Linked DNA regions of Homo sapiens: regions 1 and 2 are each linked to region 3. Evidence: read pairs that join two places in POLR2A ChIA-PET (ENCODE). Cell type or tissue: OCI-LY7. All regions are shown on one strand. Each heading gives the region's core, and the rest is flanking DNA. Links, peaks and the distances in the headings are about the cores only.

Evidence for each region. Peaks named below come from ENCODE experiments on the same cell type or tissue, not always from the same donor. Only the 100,000 strongest peaks of a DNase experiment are listed, where the experiment ranks them.
Region 1: POLR2A ChIA-PET joins it to region 3 with 6 read pairs; 10 of 35 experiments call an interaction of 5 or more read pairs at or near these places.
Region 2: POLR2A ChIA-PET joins it to region 3 with 5 read pairs; 11 of 35 experiments call an interaction of 5 or more read pairs at or near these places.

What each region holds. Positions count from the first base shown.
Region 1 is chr6:27,248,993-27,254,037 of GRCh38, forward strand. PRSS16 (serine protease 16) reads left to right here. Exons shown (of 12, transcript NM_005865.4): 4 at 108-237; 5 at 1,691-1,814; 6 at 2,050-2,127; 7 at 2,225-2,272; 8 at 2,758-3,048; 9 at 3,816-3,957. Among named protein-coding and RNA genes, the nearest start is that of PRSS16, 3.8 kb to the left of the region's middle. RefSeq lists enhancers at 1,760-1,809, 1,940-2,009, 2,150-2,519, 2,790-3,310, 2,900-3,069 and 1 more. In OCI-LY7, for the core only: CTCF peaks have their summits at 2,906 and 3,105; DNase peaks (open chromatin) are centred at 2,209, 2,509 and 2,929; H3K4me3 peaks cover 2,340 bases; H3K27ac peaks cover 802 bases.
Region 2 is chr6:27,674,180-27,679,224 of GRCh38, forward strand. No RefSeq gene overlaps it. Among named protein-coding and RNA genes, the nearest start is that of TRS-CGA3-1, 4.2 kb to the left of the region's middle. RefSeq lists an enhancer at 4,407-4,908. In OCI-LY7, for the core only: no CTCF peak of the experiment used is centred there; no DNase peak of the experiment used is centred there.
Region 3 is chr6:27,152,946-27,157,990 of GRCh38, forward strand. No RefSeq gene overlaps it. Among named protein-coding and RNA genes, the nearest start is that of TRH-GTG1-5, 2.7 kb to the right of the region's middle. In OCI-LY7, for the core only: no CTCF peak of the experiment used is centred there; a DNase peak (open chromatin) is centred at 2,586; H3K4me3 peaks cover 1,155 bases; H3K27ac peaks cover 2,069 bases.

The DNA.
Region 1 (5,045 bases), core at 1,366-3,865, 96 kb after region 3:
CAGGAAGGGGAGCTGCATATTGCAATGCTGTGAGACCTGAGGAGTGAAAGGGCTTAAACTCAACTTGCATCTCACCTCCCCACCCCCCACCCATACACTCTTCACAGGCCATCCCGCAGCCTTGGCCCCAGCCTGGGGCGCCCTGGTGATAAGCCTGGAACACAGATTTTATGGCCTGAGTATACCTGCTGGAGGCCTGGAAATGGCCCAGCTCCGCTTCTTGTCCAGCCGCCTTGCGTGAGTGGAGGAAGGGAAAGTGTTTATGGTCAAAGGACAGGAATGTCTGTGCTTTGGCATCTCTGCATCTGTGTCTCTCTCCTCCACTGTCTGAAGTCAACCTCTGAGTCTCTGGTTCCCTCTGTTTTCTTCTGTGTTTCATAGGGTCTTGTTTTTTCTCTTTCCATTTCTGGGTCTCTGACTCTCCCTATCTGTCTTTCTCTTATCCTGTGTTCTTTCTATTTCTGCGTCTCTGTCTGAAGTAAGCCACTGTATCACTGTGCAGACCACCAGCATTCCTTACCTGGATTACGGCCACAGCATTCTCACCATTTTTCCTGCTCTGCCCTTGACTTCCAGGTGGAAATCAGAGTAATTCTGTTAGAGCATAAACCAGGACATGATCCTCCCTGGCTTAAGTCCCTCAGACATCTTCTGTATTGCTTCAGAAGTAAAGCAATTTTGACTGTATTTGACTTCAGAGTAAAGTCAAAGCTTTTACAGTCGCCATGGAGTCCAGTGGGTTTTGGCCTCTAGTTAACTCTGACCTATACTCTCTCACTTTCACTGGGCTCCAGCTACATTGAAGTCCTCACTGTCCTCCAGACTTACACGCACATTCCTGCCTTGAGCCTTTGAACTCATCCCTCTGCATGGCGTGGCCTTCCCCTAGATGTTTTTATGCCTCTCACCCCAGCCTCCTTCAGTGCATCTCACTCCTATTAACGACCGCCACCATTTTTCCAACTTTACTTCACCTGCTTTTTGTTTCTTTCATCTGCTTTATTCTTACAGAACTTAGCTTTTTCTTTCCTCATTGGTATCTCTGTCTGTGTCTGTAACAGTCTGTTTGCCTGTCTCATTTTCTCCGTCTCTGTATCTACATCTGTGCCTCTTTGTCTCCATCTCTGTCTCTCTGCATCTTAATCTTTTCTACAAGCGAAACGGTTTTCTAACTGCAACAGGATGGTACCAACTGCAAGCCATTCAGAAAGGTTAGGGAAGAAAGAAAGCCCTTGGGAGGAGAAAGAGGATGTTAGACATATCCAAACTTCACTCTCCATTTCTCTTTGTGTCTGTTCTCTCTCCCAATACCTTGCAACTCATCAGGTTAGGACCCCTCCTTCTCCTCTTAGTAGCCCTCCTTGAGTGCCCTCAACCCTTCCCTACATTTGTCAGGTTTTCATCTAAACTGACTTGGAAATTTTTCCTCTCCTACCTAAAACGAGAAGGGAAAGAGGGTGGTGGCTTTCTAGAAAGTGGACGAGGACAGGGTCTCCCTTGGCCTAGGCACACATGTTCTGGGAAGTGTATGTGGCTTGGAGAACACTTGGAAACACGTCATGAGAAAACGGCCCTGGTTTCTGGCCAGATTCACCCATTCATGTCTCTGGATCCGGGTTTCCCCCAGAATGGGGAAATCTTCAGGGATTCCCAGCGATGAGGACCGACCGAGTCCCCCCTTTGACCCTAGGCTGGCTGATGTGGTCTCTGCCCGCCTGGCACTTTCCCGCCTCTTTAACATCTCCTCCTCCAGCCCCTGGATCTGCTTCGGAGGCTCCTATGCCGGCTCCTTGGCCGCCTGGGCCCGGCTGAAGGTCCTGCGACTCCTCCGGGTGGGCTGGGGGGAGGGAACTCGGACTCCAGGGCCCCAGTCTCAGATAATAGGAATACCCTCCCACCACGCCCCTACCTTCCTCCCGCGCCCAAAGAATTTTGCACAAGCTGTCCTCACAAGAGCCCGAGATTACACAGCGAGTAAGTGACACAGAGGCAGAAAGATATGCGATTCCAACCCCTCAGCCCGCAGGCTGACGGCGTCTCCTCCCTTAGTTCCCCCATCTCATTTTCGCGTCGGTCGCCTCCTCCGCCCCGGTGCGGGCCGTGCTGGATTTCTCCGAGTATAATGACGTAAGGATGGCGGGCAGCAGGTGCGGGACGGGGAGGGGTCCCAGCGGGCGGAGTCCCTTGACACTTCCGGATACCTTCCTCTGCGGTCCGCCCACAGGTGGTATCCCGAAGCCTAATGAGCACCGCGATCGGCGGGTCCCTGGAGGTAGGAGGTGGGGCCTAGTCCGAGGGGGACTGGGAGGGAAAAGAGGCCTCGGATGCCAGGGAAGAGGAGGCCAGAGAAGGGCGAAACCTGCAACGTGGCGGGGTCTAAGGAAGGTCGGAGCTCGGGGGAATACGCAGGTTTTGGAAGAAGGCGGGAGCTGACGAAGAGGAGGGGCACCAGGAAAAGAGGCGCTCCCCAGAGAGGGCGGGGTTTGGGCAGGGACAATCCTATCCGGAGGTGAGGCTCAAGGTGGGGCGGGGCCACAATGGAGGACGGGGCCTGCAGGGAAGACCCGAGAAGGAGGGCTGCGAGGCAGGGGATTGGGGGCGGGGGCCTGGGGGCGGGGGCCTGGGCCAAGAGCTAGGTCTGCACCCTCTGAGTCCCGCTAGGGGAAAGTGGGGAACCCAAGGAGGACGCAGGTCCTGGGTAGGGAAAGCCGAGGCCCAGCCTAAGTCTTGGCGGACATCGCCTCTTGCTTCCCACAGTGCCGGGCGGCGGTGTCCGTCGCCTTCGCTGAAGTGGAGCGGCGGCTGCGCTCGGGTGGGGCGGCTCAAGCAGCATTGCGGACGGAGCTGAGCGCTTGCGGGCCCCTGGGCCGCGCTGAAAACCAGGCGGAGCTGTTGGGGGCGCTGCAGGCACTGGTGGGAGGTGTAGTGCAGTATGATGGGCAGACGGGAGCGCCGCTAAGCGTGCGACAGCTCTGCGGACTTCTCCTCGGGGGCGGGGGCAACCGCAGCCACTCCACGCCCTACTGCGGGCTTCGTCGGGCGGTGCAGGTGAGCACTCCCTGGCACAGCTGGGAGGAGTTAGCGGACAAAGATTCCTGCCCCACTTCCGTTGTGTGATCTTGGGCAAGCGAGAACCTTCTCTGAAACTTCGTTTTCTCATCTGTAAAATGGGGATAACACTTCACAGGGCCGATGGGAAGATGAAATGAGGCGGGTCATGTAGAGCAATCAGCTGGGAGCCTGGCACACAGTGTGCGAATGTTAGAGACTGCGATTATTACCTATTTTGCCTATCCTGTCCTGTTCTCTTTTGGGGGGCCTGCAGGAGTGCCTGGCACATGGCAAATTCTCACTTAGTATTTTTAGAATGAATGAAAAAATGTTATCTCTGGGGATAGGGTTCTCCTAGGTACCTGGGACTGCAGCCTCTAAATCCACAACTGCAATCCAGCTGTCGCTTTTCCAGCACTGTCTGGACCAAGTGCTGTATAAAGTGCTTCACATATATTATTTCATTAAGTTCTCAAGAGATAGGCACTATTATTATCGCCACTTACAGAAAAGGAAACTGAAGTCTGAAAGATTATCACTTGCCCAAGCTCTCACAGGTAATAAGGTCTCAGTCTTCTAGTGCATTGATCTCTAACTCACAAGGACCCAGGCATCCACCCCCTCTGACCACTGACTCCCAGGAGAACTCAGGAACTCACCCTTCTATTTCTGACTTTTGACCTCTGGGGACATAGGCCTCTGCACCCTGGCTTGCTGGGAAGAGAGGAGGAATTTATGTCTTATGTATGTACATTGTTCCCTAGATTGTCTTGCACAGCCTGGGCCAGAAGTGTTTAAGCTTTTCCCGAGCAGAGACAGTGGCACAGCTGAGGAGCACAGAACCTCAACTGTCTGGTGTGGGTGACCGGCAGTGGTTGTATCAGACATGTACCGAGTTCGGCTTCTGTAAGTGACTGGCCTAACCCTAACTTTGTCCCCTCAAACAACCTTTTTACTATGCCCAGAGAAGTCATCTTACAGGTGGTCTGGACTCATTTCGACCCAGCTCTCAGGCACTGTGTAACCTGCAGATGTTGGGCTGGAGAAGGTGGAAGCCATACTAGTGTATGCATGTGCTTGGCCCTCACATGCCTCCTCACGCACACACTGAGGTCTCCACTTGAGTGATCTTCCCTTCAGCCTATTCTTTCTCTGTGTCCCCATTCCAGGGATGGCCCCCTTTCCCCATCCACCAGACTAGAAACTTGAGCCTTGTTTTAGTTGCTTCCTTCCCATTTTCTAGCTAGCCTGTCAATTACTGAGTCCTCCTCACTCTGCATGGACAACTCTGTAGTCCATCCCTTGTGCTTTCTATGCCTACCTCTGCTGTCCTGCTGGGAACCTCCATTCTTTCTTGCCGGGATCCCTTCCCAGCCGCTTCTCTGGTCTCATGGTTTTCACTTCCTCTGTACAATCCAACTTTTTCATAGCATCCACAGAGATCCTTGTAAATATAACCTTGTCCCTCCTGTACTCAAAACCACAGCTCCTCAAAGACCCCAGGGTAGTGTTGCCAGATACAATACAGGATGCCCAGTTAAATTTGAATTTCAGATATACAACAGATTTTTTTTTAGTATAAGCATGTCCCAAATACTACATATGGTAAATTAAATGTTCAAATTCCAGCTCCATTTTCTACTCGTAATCTTGGGCAAACTTGGGCAAGTGACTTACTTCTCTATGCCTGTTTCCACATCTATAAAATGGGAATACAAGCAATATTTCTCTCATAGGGTTGTTTCAAGGACTAAAGGAGGTAATATTTGTAGCATTCTAAGAATAATGCAGGTCTACAGTAAGTATTCCATAAACCTCTTGCTATTGTTATTATTATAAGGCTTTACATATTTTAACCCTCTTAATACATTAGTCTTCCTAACATCTTAGGAACTTTGTACATGCTGTTCACTTTGCTTGGATTATTCATCTTCAAGTCTCAATAGGGTGGCCTCCCTCAGGAAGCCATGATCCCTCAAGATAAGTCAGCCTTG
Region 2 (5,045 bases), core at 1,366-3,865, 520 kb after region 3:
TCTGTTTACATATAATGTGGAGCATCTTTTCTTATGCTCATTGGCCATCTGTATATCTTCTTTAGCAATATCTGTTAGGGTCTTTAGCCTATTTTTTTATTGGGTTGTGTTCCTGCTGTTTAGTTTTAAGAGTCCTTTGCATATTTTGAATAAGTTGTTCATTACATAAGCTTTTTGCAAATATTTTCTTTAATCTGTGTCTTCTCACTCTTCTGATATTATCTCTAGCAGAGTAGAATTTTAAATTTTAATGACGTTTATTACTTCTTTCATGGGACATATCTTTGATGTTTTATCTAAAATGTGATTGCTTAGTCATGTGTGGTGGAACACGCCTGTAGCCCCAGCTACTTGGGAGGCTGATGTGGAAGGATTGCTTGAGCCTGGGAGTCAGAGGTTGCAATGAGCCATAATCACATCACTGCACTAGGATGACAGAGTGAAACCTTGTCTTTAAAGAAAACAAAAAACCAGAGGTGACAATGACACTCTTTGGAACATTGCATAACTTTTGTACATTCTGGAGCACATAGATTTCTCTCGAATTGTATGATACGCATTTGTAGAAAATTTCTATTGAGTTGGATGATAAGCATTTATAGTAAACTATGAACTATAACTGTCTTTTCCTCCAAAACTGTGTATATGTGCATGTTTGTATGCACACAAGAAAAAAGGTTAATAAAGTAAAAATATCAATTAGTTATTCTCTAGAATAGTATCACATCATAATTATTATAGTTCTTTTCTGAAAGATTGTATATAAAAATAAGAATTATTCGAGTCGCCCAACAGAACATCTGTTTATATTTTTCTGCCAACTGGGACCCAAGCTAGGCTCCCGTGGGAGTCCTCCTTTTGACCTGCCCCTAGCGAGAGGAAGTACTGCCCACTCTCTGAGTGGGAGTCTTAGCTTTGTTGCTTTCTTGCTTTCTTTATGAGCAACTGTCTTAGGTTTTTTTTTTTTTTTTTGAAACGGAGTCTCTCGCTCTGTTGCCCAGGCTGGAGTGCAGTGGCGAGATCTCAGCTCACTGCAACCTCCACCTCCTGGGTTCAAGCAATTCCCCTGCCTCAGCCTCCGGAGTAGCTGGGACTACAGGCGCGTGCCACCTCGCCCAGCAAATTTTTTGTATTTTTAGTAGAGACGGGGTTTCACCATGTTAGCCAGGTTGGTCTCGATCTCCTGAACTCGTGATCCGCCCGCCTTGGCCTCCCAAAGTGCTGAGATTGCAGGCGTGAGCCACTGTGCCTGGCCTTTTGTAGGTCTTTTATCTTATTTCTTCTTCCATATGTTACTTCTGACAATCCTAAGATTATTAGAATCATTAGAATCCTCTCATGGGTGCCCATGTAGTTAATAAAAAAAACAAAATAGGTATGTGTCACTTTAATTATTTCTGATTTTAAAAATATCTTTTATTGATACTGAGGTAGTTTATGCTAATATTGGGCCTGATCCTTCATTAACATTTTCTAATTGAGTAATAAAATAAAATAAAATGTCATTGCCATATCCATGGTCATCTAGGTTTTCTCCTGTTATATTTTAGCTTAACAGTTTTGCATTTTATATTTAGAGCTATGATCCATTTTGAGTTAATATTTGTGAAGGGTGTGTCTGTGTCTAGGTTCACTGTTTTGCATGTGGAAGTTCAGTTGTTCAATTGTTTCCATTTGTTGAAAAGACTATCTTTGCTCTATTGTGTTGCCTTTGCTTCTTTGTCAAAGATTGACTACTTGACTACCATGTTTGTACAGGTCTATTTCTGGTCTCTCTAGATCTATTTGTCATTATTGTTTGTCATTGATCTATTTGTCTATTTTTTCACCACTCATTGTCTTTCTCCTTCAATTTCTCTTTTGCTGGTTCCTCCTGCTCTCCTCCATCCTTGTACCAGGATATCTCAGGGCTCAGTTTTTTTTTTTTTTTTTTTTTGACAGAATCTCACTCTGTCTGCCAGGCTGGAATGCACTGGCATGATCTCGGCTCACTGCAACCTCCATCTCCTGGGCTCAAGCAAGTATCCTGCCTCAGTCTCCCGAGTAGCTGGGATTACAGGAGTGTGCCACCACGCCCTGCTACTTTTTGTATTTTTAATAGAGATGGGGTTTTGCCATGTTGGCCAGGCTTGTCTTGAACTGCTGATCTCAGGTGATCCACCTGCCTCGGCCTCCCAAAGTGCTGGGATTACAGACATGAGCCACGACGCCTGGCCCACTTACGATCATTTTAAAAACACACTATATAACTTATTTATTTTGTATATTCTCTGTCTTCCCTATGAGAATGCAAACTCCATGAGGGCAAGATATTTGTTTCCTGTCAGATTACTAATACCTAGAAGAGATATGGGTGACATTCAATAAATATTTGTTGAAAATACATTAGAATACAGGTTTCATTATCCCATTTCACAGATTAGAAAATAAAATTCAGAGAGGTCACTGAGTTTCCCAAGGACACAACATAATAAACACTAAGACTGAAGCTCAGATATTCAGATTTCCTGCCTAGAGATCTTTCTAGTCTTCCAGGGAGACTTAGAGGAAGACAGTGTATTTGAGGAGGGCAAGGAGGCAAATTCGTCTGAAGTGTGGAAAGAGAAAGGACTCTAAGGGAAGTGGGATGGTTCTTGCTACCAAAACAAACAGCTTTCACCAAAAGAACCATGTATCTGACTAGAATTTCTTTTCTTTTCTTTTTTTTTTTTTGAGGCAGAGTCTCACCCTGTTGCCCAGGCTGGAGTGCAGTGGTGTGATCTCCGTTCATTTCAACATCTGCCTCTCGGGTTCAAGCAATTCTCCTGCCTCAGCCTCCTGAGTAGCTGGAATTGGCGCCACCAAGCCTGGCTAATTTGTTTTTGTATTTTTAGTAGAGACCAGGTTTTGCCATGTTGGCCAGGCTGATCTTGAACTCCTGACCTCAGGTGATCTGCCCAACTCAGCCTCTCAAAGTGCTGGGATTACAGGCATGAGCCACCGCGCCCGGCAGACTAGTATTTCTCTAATGCCCGCATCCAAGGGTAGCAATACATTTAATTTGCATTAGGGAATATTTCCTGGGCCATTGTTCATACCCATTCTCTTAAATGAAAAATGTCCTCCTTTTACTTTGAAATATGCACTTCCCATTTTCTCCAGGAAGTAGTACCAATTACAAGCATAATATTTGTACGAGTTATCTCTGGCAACTCTCCATATACTCAGAGTGTCTCTATATTGAGCTTTTTCTGCCTCTCCCTATATTGTAAAAATCATTTTCATATTATATGCTCAGTTTCACCCTCTTAATACCAGTGTCTTTTCATAGAACCTTCCTTTTTCCTGAAAACTGCAATAGTGAGGAATACTTTTTTTTTTGAGACAGAGTCTCACTCTGTTGTCTGAGCTGGAGTGCAGTGGCACAATCTAGGCTCACTGCAACCTCCGCCTCCTGGGTTCAAGCAATTCTCCTGCCTCAGCCTCCCAAGTAGCTGGGATCACAGGTGCCTGCCACTACGCCCAGTTAATTTTTTGTATTTTTAGTAGAGATGGGGTTTCATCATGTTGGCCTGGCTGGTCTCAAACTCCTGACCTCGTGATTTGTCCGCCTCAGCCTCCCAAAGTGCTGGGATTACAGGTATGAGCCACCTTGCCCGGCTGTGAGGAATACTTTGACCTCAGACACACATGGATAGAAATATTGGTTCCAAGTTCTATAACTTGTGTGAGCTTGAGGAAGTTATTTACATTATTTAACGTCCCTGCTCCTCAACTTCTGCATCTATAAGACAGGGAAATGATTGTAAGCAACAATTGCACCTACACCTTAGGCTTGCTTTGTTCGTTTACATATGAAAAATCATTAAATACTTGATTTAATGGCTGGTAATAAATTGTAGCTATTACTATTGTTCTAGTGATTTCTTTTTCATTATTAGTTTATAGGGAATTACAAAGATCAGAACTTTGGAGATTTGTTAAAAATATACCCACATCCAATAGTATATTAAGGAATGAGCAAGACTGTAAAGCCAGGAATATCTGTGTGTGAGCCATAACTCACATACTAGCTCCACACTTAGGCAAGACAGATGATCGCTGCAAGCCTCGGTGCTTCAACTTAAAATTAGGAAAATAATAGTTTACTCAGAGAATCAGGGTAAGGGTTCAGTCTTATATTCAAAGGTATTCATTGAGCGCAAGGCAGTATGGATTCATTGATGAGCAAGAACAGACACTGTTCCTGTCCAAATGCAGCTTATATTCTAGGGAGACAGACATCAATCTAGTTATTATGCTCATAAATGTAAAGGTGGCAAGGGAACAAAGTTCATGGTATTACGAGGAATACAGGACTTTCACTGATGTAGTTTAAGGAAGTCTTTCCTAAAGAAAAAATAGTTTCCCTGAGATACAGTCACGAGGTAAAGATAACTAACTAGGCAAAGCCAAGCGCAAAGCTTTTCAGCTAGAGGGAACCTCAGGTGAAAAGTCCAGTCATGAAAAAGAGACTGATTGCGTGGAGTTCATGGAGTATGAGGCATAGACTGCAGGAGACATCAAACCATGACTTGCAGATGAAGAAGCATTTTAAAAGTTAGACACGCACAGCATTTCAGGAAGTTATATATAAGGAGTGTTATAGAAGATAACACCTCTAAAATGTGTAGTATATATATCAGGGGTTTTTTTTGAGACAGAGTTTTGCTCTTGTTGCCTAGGCTGGAGTGCAATGGCGTGATCTCGGCTCACTGCGAACTCCTCCTCCCGGGTTCAAGCGGTTCTCCTGCCTCAGCCTCCCAAGTAGCTGGGATTGCAGGCGTGTGCCACCACGCCGAGATATTGTTTGTATTTTTAGTAGAGATGGGGTTTTGCCCTGCAGGCCAGGCTGGTCTCAAACTTCTGACCTCAGGTGATCAGCCTGCCTCGGCCTCCCAAAGTGCTAAGACTACAGGCGTGAGCAACCGCGCCAGGCTAATTTTTGTATTTTTAGTAGAGACAGGGTTTCGCCATGTTCGAACTTCTGACAGGTGATCTGCCCACCTCGGTCTCCCAAAGTGCTG
Region 3 (5,045 bases), core at 1,530-4,029:
CTTTTCATCAGCCAAATTTGACCAGCAGCCAAAGGACAAGGATCAAATTCATGTATAGATCAGCCTCCTAGGGACACAGGATGAAAGAAGGGGACAGTGGGCCGGGCACGGTGGCTCACGCCTGTAATCCCAGCACTTTGGGAGGCCGAGGTGGGCATATCACAAGGTCAGGATATCAAGACCATCCTGGCCAACATGGTGAAACCCCGTCTCTACTAAAAATACAAAAATTAGCTGGGCATGGTGGTGGCCGCCTGTAATCCCAGCTACTTGGGAGGCTGAGGCAGAAGAATCGCTTGAACCTAGGAGGCAGAGGTTGTAGTGAGCCAAGATTGCACCACTGCACTCCAGCCTGGGTGACAGAGCGAGACTCTGTCTCAGAGAAAAAAAAAAAAAAAAAAAAGAAGAGGACAGTGAATCTAGGCTGGCAAAAGTAAATATCTAGCACAGTCCATCCCTTTTGCCCTTTGGCATGTACTATCCTTTTCTCAAGTGAAAAGTCTGCATTGCATTCCAACATGGAATTTGTGAAATCACAGCCAGCTCATGGGGGTGATGCCAGTTTGTTCATAATCCTACTTTAAAACTAAAATGTTAGTCTTCACCTTCCTAGAATGTACTGGGGTAAAAAGTGAGAAGTACTTAGTTAACATAATACAAAGCTGTTATGAACCTTGCTTCTGTAGCTGATCATAAGGCTTAGGTTAGTAATCACAGCTTCCTTCTAAAATTCATTTCTTAGGCCAGGTGTGGTGGCTCATGCCTGTAATCCCAGCACTTTGGGAGGCTAAGGGGAGCAGCTCACTTGAGCCCAGGAGTTTAACATGAGACTGGGCAAAATGGCGAGATTCTGACTCTACACAAAATACAAAAAATTAGCCAGGCATAGTGGTGTATGCCTGTACTCCCAACTATTGGGGAGGCTGAGGTAGGAGAATCACCTGAGCCCGGGAGGTTGAGACTGCAGTGAGCCATGATCATGCCACTACACCCCAGCCTGGGCACCAGCCTGGGCAATGAAATGAGACCCTATCTCAAAAATAAATGAATAAATAAAAATAAAATTCATTTCTTGTTATCCTGACTTCTGTCAGCATGTTGGCTGAATTCTTTACATGGTAGTATAAAATATGCCTTTATTCCTGTGGGATCTGTGTCCTTGTGATCTTTTCTTTATCTCATTGTCACAATTTTTAATTGACCATGGCTTGTGGGCAAAAAACATTTAGAGACTTCTCTGGATTAGTAATGTTTGTTTGTTTGTTTGTTTTTTGTTTTCTTTAACCTCCACTGTACAGCAGACACCAAACTACCTCCTAGAAACTGGAAGCAATCACTCCAAGTAGAGGGACACTTTTCCCTGCATATTGGTTCAGTGGCATGAAAAGACTAAAATGGCCAGAAGCAGTTTTCAGGTTTCAATTGATTTGAAAGGTGACAATGCTCTCTAGTGGAAATATTTATCCACTGGGCACAAAGACACCCATTCCCTCAGAGCTCGATCAAGGTCACAGGGATAGGATACAAAATTGTCTGAATGGATCACTGAGGAATAATGAGAAGTGCCACTCACACCTCTACTTCTTGAGTCCCAGACATGTGCATTCTAGATATGGAGAGATGGCTCTACATATTGGCCACTGTTTTAATACTTATTAATACTATCACATTGGCAATTAACTATCAACATAAGAATTTTGGGGAACACATTCAGACCACAGCAGTTTCTAAGAGGAGGTAGAAATCCAATGTATCAAATAGTGTTGAGAAATCATATAAGTTGAGGACTAACATAGCCATTTCAACTAGTGAAATGTAAAAGATCAGTTTAAGTGGAGTGTTGAAGAAGAAAGCAAGATGAAGGAGTGTAATAAAGAAATGAGATGAAAGAAGATTTGGGTTTGATGACACTTCAAGGAAATATGGCTATAAACTGAAAGACAGTACTATCAATAGCAGAAAGGAAAAGTGAAAGCAAGAGAACAATTCTTTCAGATGAAAGAAATAAAAGCAGCTTTGAATGCTGATGCGAAAGATCCTATAGAGATCAAATAGAATTTTATTTAATAATACAGGAGAAAGAGGAAAATATTGCTGGAACTATGCCCTTGAAAGAAAGAGGGCTTTTAATTATTTCTTACAGAAAATTTAGAAATTCAGAAGTAGAAGAGTGCATGGCATTGGTAAAGGTAGAACTGGTAGGTTCAACTGTGCCAGCCTGTCTCTTATTCTTCCCAGAATCACTGTAGTGAATGTGTCAGATGAAATCTTCAAAATGGCCTTCCAAAATAAGCACAAGGAAAGAGGCCTTTTTCTAGGCCTATGACATCAAAGATACAGCTTTTCCCTCTTTTTATGGAGAAGCACATGCAGATCAACCCAATTTCCAAAAACATCCCAGCAGAAAATGCTGAAAAGCACTTTCATTCACAGCAGCTTTCTAAATGGGGTTGGGGAAGGCCCTAAGCAAAGGAAAAGGAAAGATCTAACTCAAAGAGACTTGAGACAGAGGCAGCTTGCATTTCCTTCTTACTGGCTGCATTTTCTTTGATGGAGCTCATGTCTTTGAGACTGAGAAAGCCCTTAGGTCACTTCCCTGATCAAACAAATTAATGTTAGGGCTGGGTGCGGTGGCTCATGCCTGTAATCCCAGCACTTTGGGTGGCGGAGGTGGGCGGATCATAAGGTCAGGAGATCGAGATCATCCTGTCTGAAACAGTGAAAACCCGTCTCTACTAAAAATACAAAAAATTAGCCAGTCGTGGTGTCACGCGCCTGTAGTCCCAGCTGCTCAAGAGGCTGAGGCAGGAGAATCACTTGAACCCAGGAGGCGGAGGTTGCAGTGAGCCAAGATCGCACCACTGCCCTCCAGCCTGGGCGACAGAGCGAGACTCCATCTCAAAAAATAAAATAAAATAAAATAATAATAATAATAATAATAATAATAATAATAATAACAATGATGCTAGGAAACAGGTAATTCTTCATTCAGTAAACCTATTAGTAATTAGAATACTTTTGTGTAATCCAGACAGAGGAAAGGAGATAAAGAAAATTTTAGGAAATTAAGCACATTATTTTGGCTCTGCTGAGAAGCTTTATTATGGATAGCTGCAGGGGTAATTTTGAACTCCCTTCATTTTTAAATTTATTATTATTATTTTAGAGGGAGGATCTTGCTCTGTAGCCCAGGCTGCAGTGCAGAGGCACAATCATAGCTCACTGCAACCTCAAACTCCTGGATTCAAGTGATCCTCCTGCCTCAGCCTCCCTTGTAATGGGGACTACAGGCATGCACCTCTGTGCCTGGTTAAATTTTTTTATTTTTTTTGTAGAGACAGGGTCTCACTATGTTGCCCAAACTTGATTCAAATTCATGGCCTCAAGCAATACTCCTGTCTTGACCTCCCAACCTTTCTTTAAATTATTACCAATCTTTTCCCATCAAAGGTCAAAAGGCAAGCCTGCTGAACTAGGCCAGATGCTGCTGGGAGAAGTTGCTTTCATAGAGCTTTGGATGGTAGTCTCTGCCCACCCATTCATTCATTCTGCAGCCAAACTATATTGATAAAGAACCTACCAAATGGGGAGCCCTAGTGATAGATTATTGAACAAAATAGATATTCCTCGTCTTGGGGCATATGGAGCGGGAGGATGGAGGCTGACATTAATCAAATAACTCTGGTATTATACATTACAAACTGATATAAGAGCACTAAAGGAAAAGTGAAAAAGAATCAAGTGGCCGGGCATGATGGCTCACGCCTGTAATCCCAGCACTTTGGGAGCCCGAGGCGGGTGGATCACTTGAAGTCAGGAGTTATAGATCAGCCTGGCCAACATGGTGAAACCCCCTCTCTAATAAAAATACAAAAATTAGCCCTGCGTAGTAGCTTACGCCTGTAATCCCAGCTACTCGGGAGGCTGAGGCAGGAGAATCGCTTGAACCCGGGAGGTGGAGGTTGCAATGAGTCGAGATTGTGTCATTGCCCTCCAGCCTGGGCAACAGAGCGAGACTCTGAGAAAAAAAAAAAGAAGAAGAAAGAGAAAGAAAGAAAGAAAAGGAAGGAAGGAAGAAAGAGAATGAGAGAGAGAGAAAGAAAGAAGGAAGGAAAGAAGAAAAGAAAAGAAAGAGAGAGGGAAGGAGGGAGGGAGAGAGGAAGGAAGGAAGGAGGGAAAGAAGGGAGGGAAGGAAAAAAAAAAAACCAAGGAACCATGTGTTGCGTGGAGACGGGAGGTCAAGAAAAGCTTCCTTGATTTGAAAAGCTTTCTTGAGTTGAAGCTGAAGCATTAAACAAATTTAACCAGGTAAAGAGAAGAGGCCGGGCGCGGTGGCTCACTCCTGTAATCCTAGCGCTTTGGGAAGCCGAGAGGGGCGGATCAGTTGAGTTCAGGAGTTTAAGACCAGAATGATTTTACAGAAAGAAAATCATTTGGTATCAAGGGGAAAACACGACCAGGACCTTGACTCTAGAGGCTACGTTCCTAAAACAGCAAGCGGGGCAGGAGGGAAGTCCCACGGAGCTTTGGAGCCACAGGAGAGGCACTTTTATCTCCCTCTTCTGGCAAACTAGGTATGAAAGGGAGAAAGAAATTTCACTCTGAGGTGCGAGCGCCGCCGGACATTTCCTGACGGCTCAGGTGGGCAGGCTGAGTGCGCGAGCGCCTCACTGGCTTCTCATAGGTACCTGGGTCAGGACGAAGCCACATAGTTCCTCGTGATGAGAAACTCACTTCTGGCACCTGTCGAGATGCCAGATTCCATGCCAAGCCCCCGAAGATTCTGACTAGTTTGGCAAAAAATGGGATCTGGCAGGTCCACTTCAAAGCAGCGCCCTCTTCCTTTTGTTGCCAAAGATCTGAGGACCACACTGCTAAACTGAGCAAGAAACATGCGTGGGTTGGAGATAGAAGTGAGAATAATGAGTTTACAAGCACAGTATTACCAACCCCCAAAAACAACCACCACGCTGGGAAAATTCCATATAATGAAACTTAATGTGTTACCTTTGGCTTCTTTGCCATAAGCAAAATATTGGGGACGG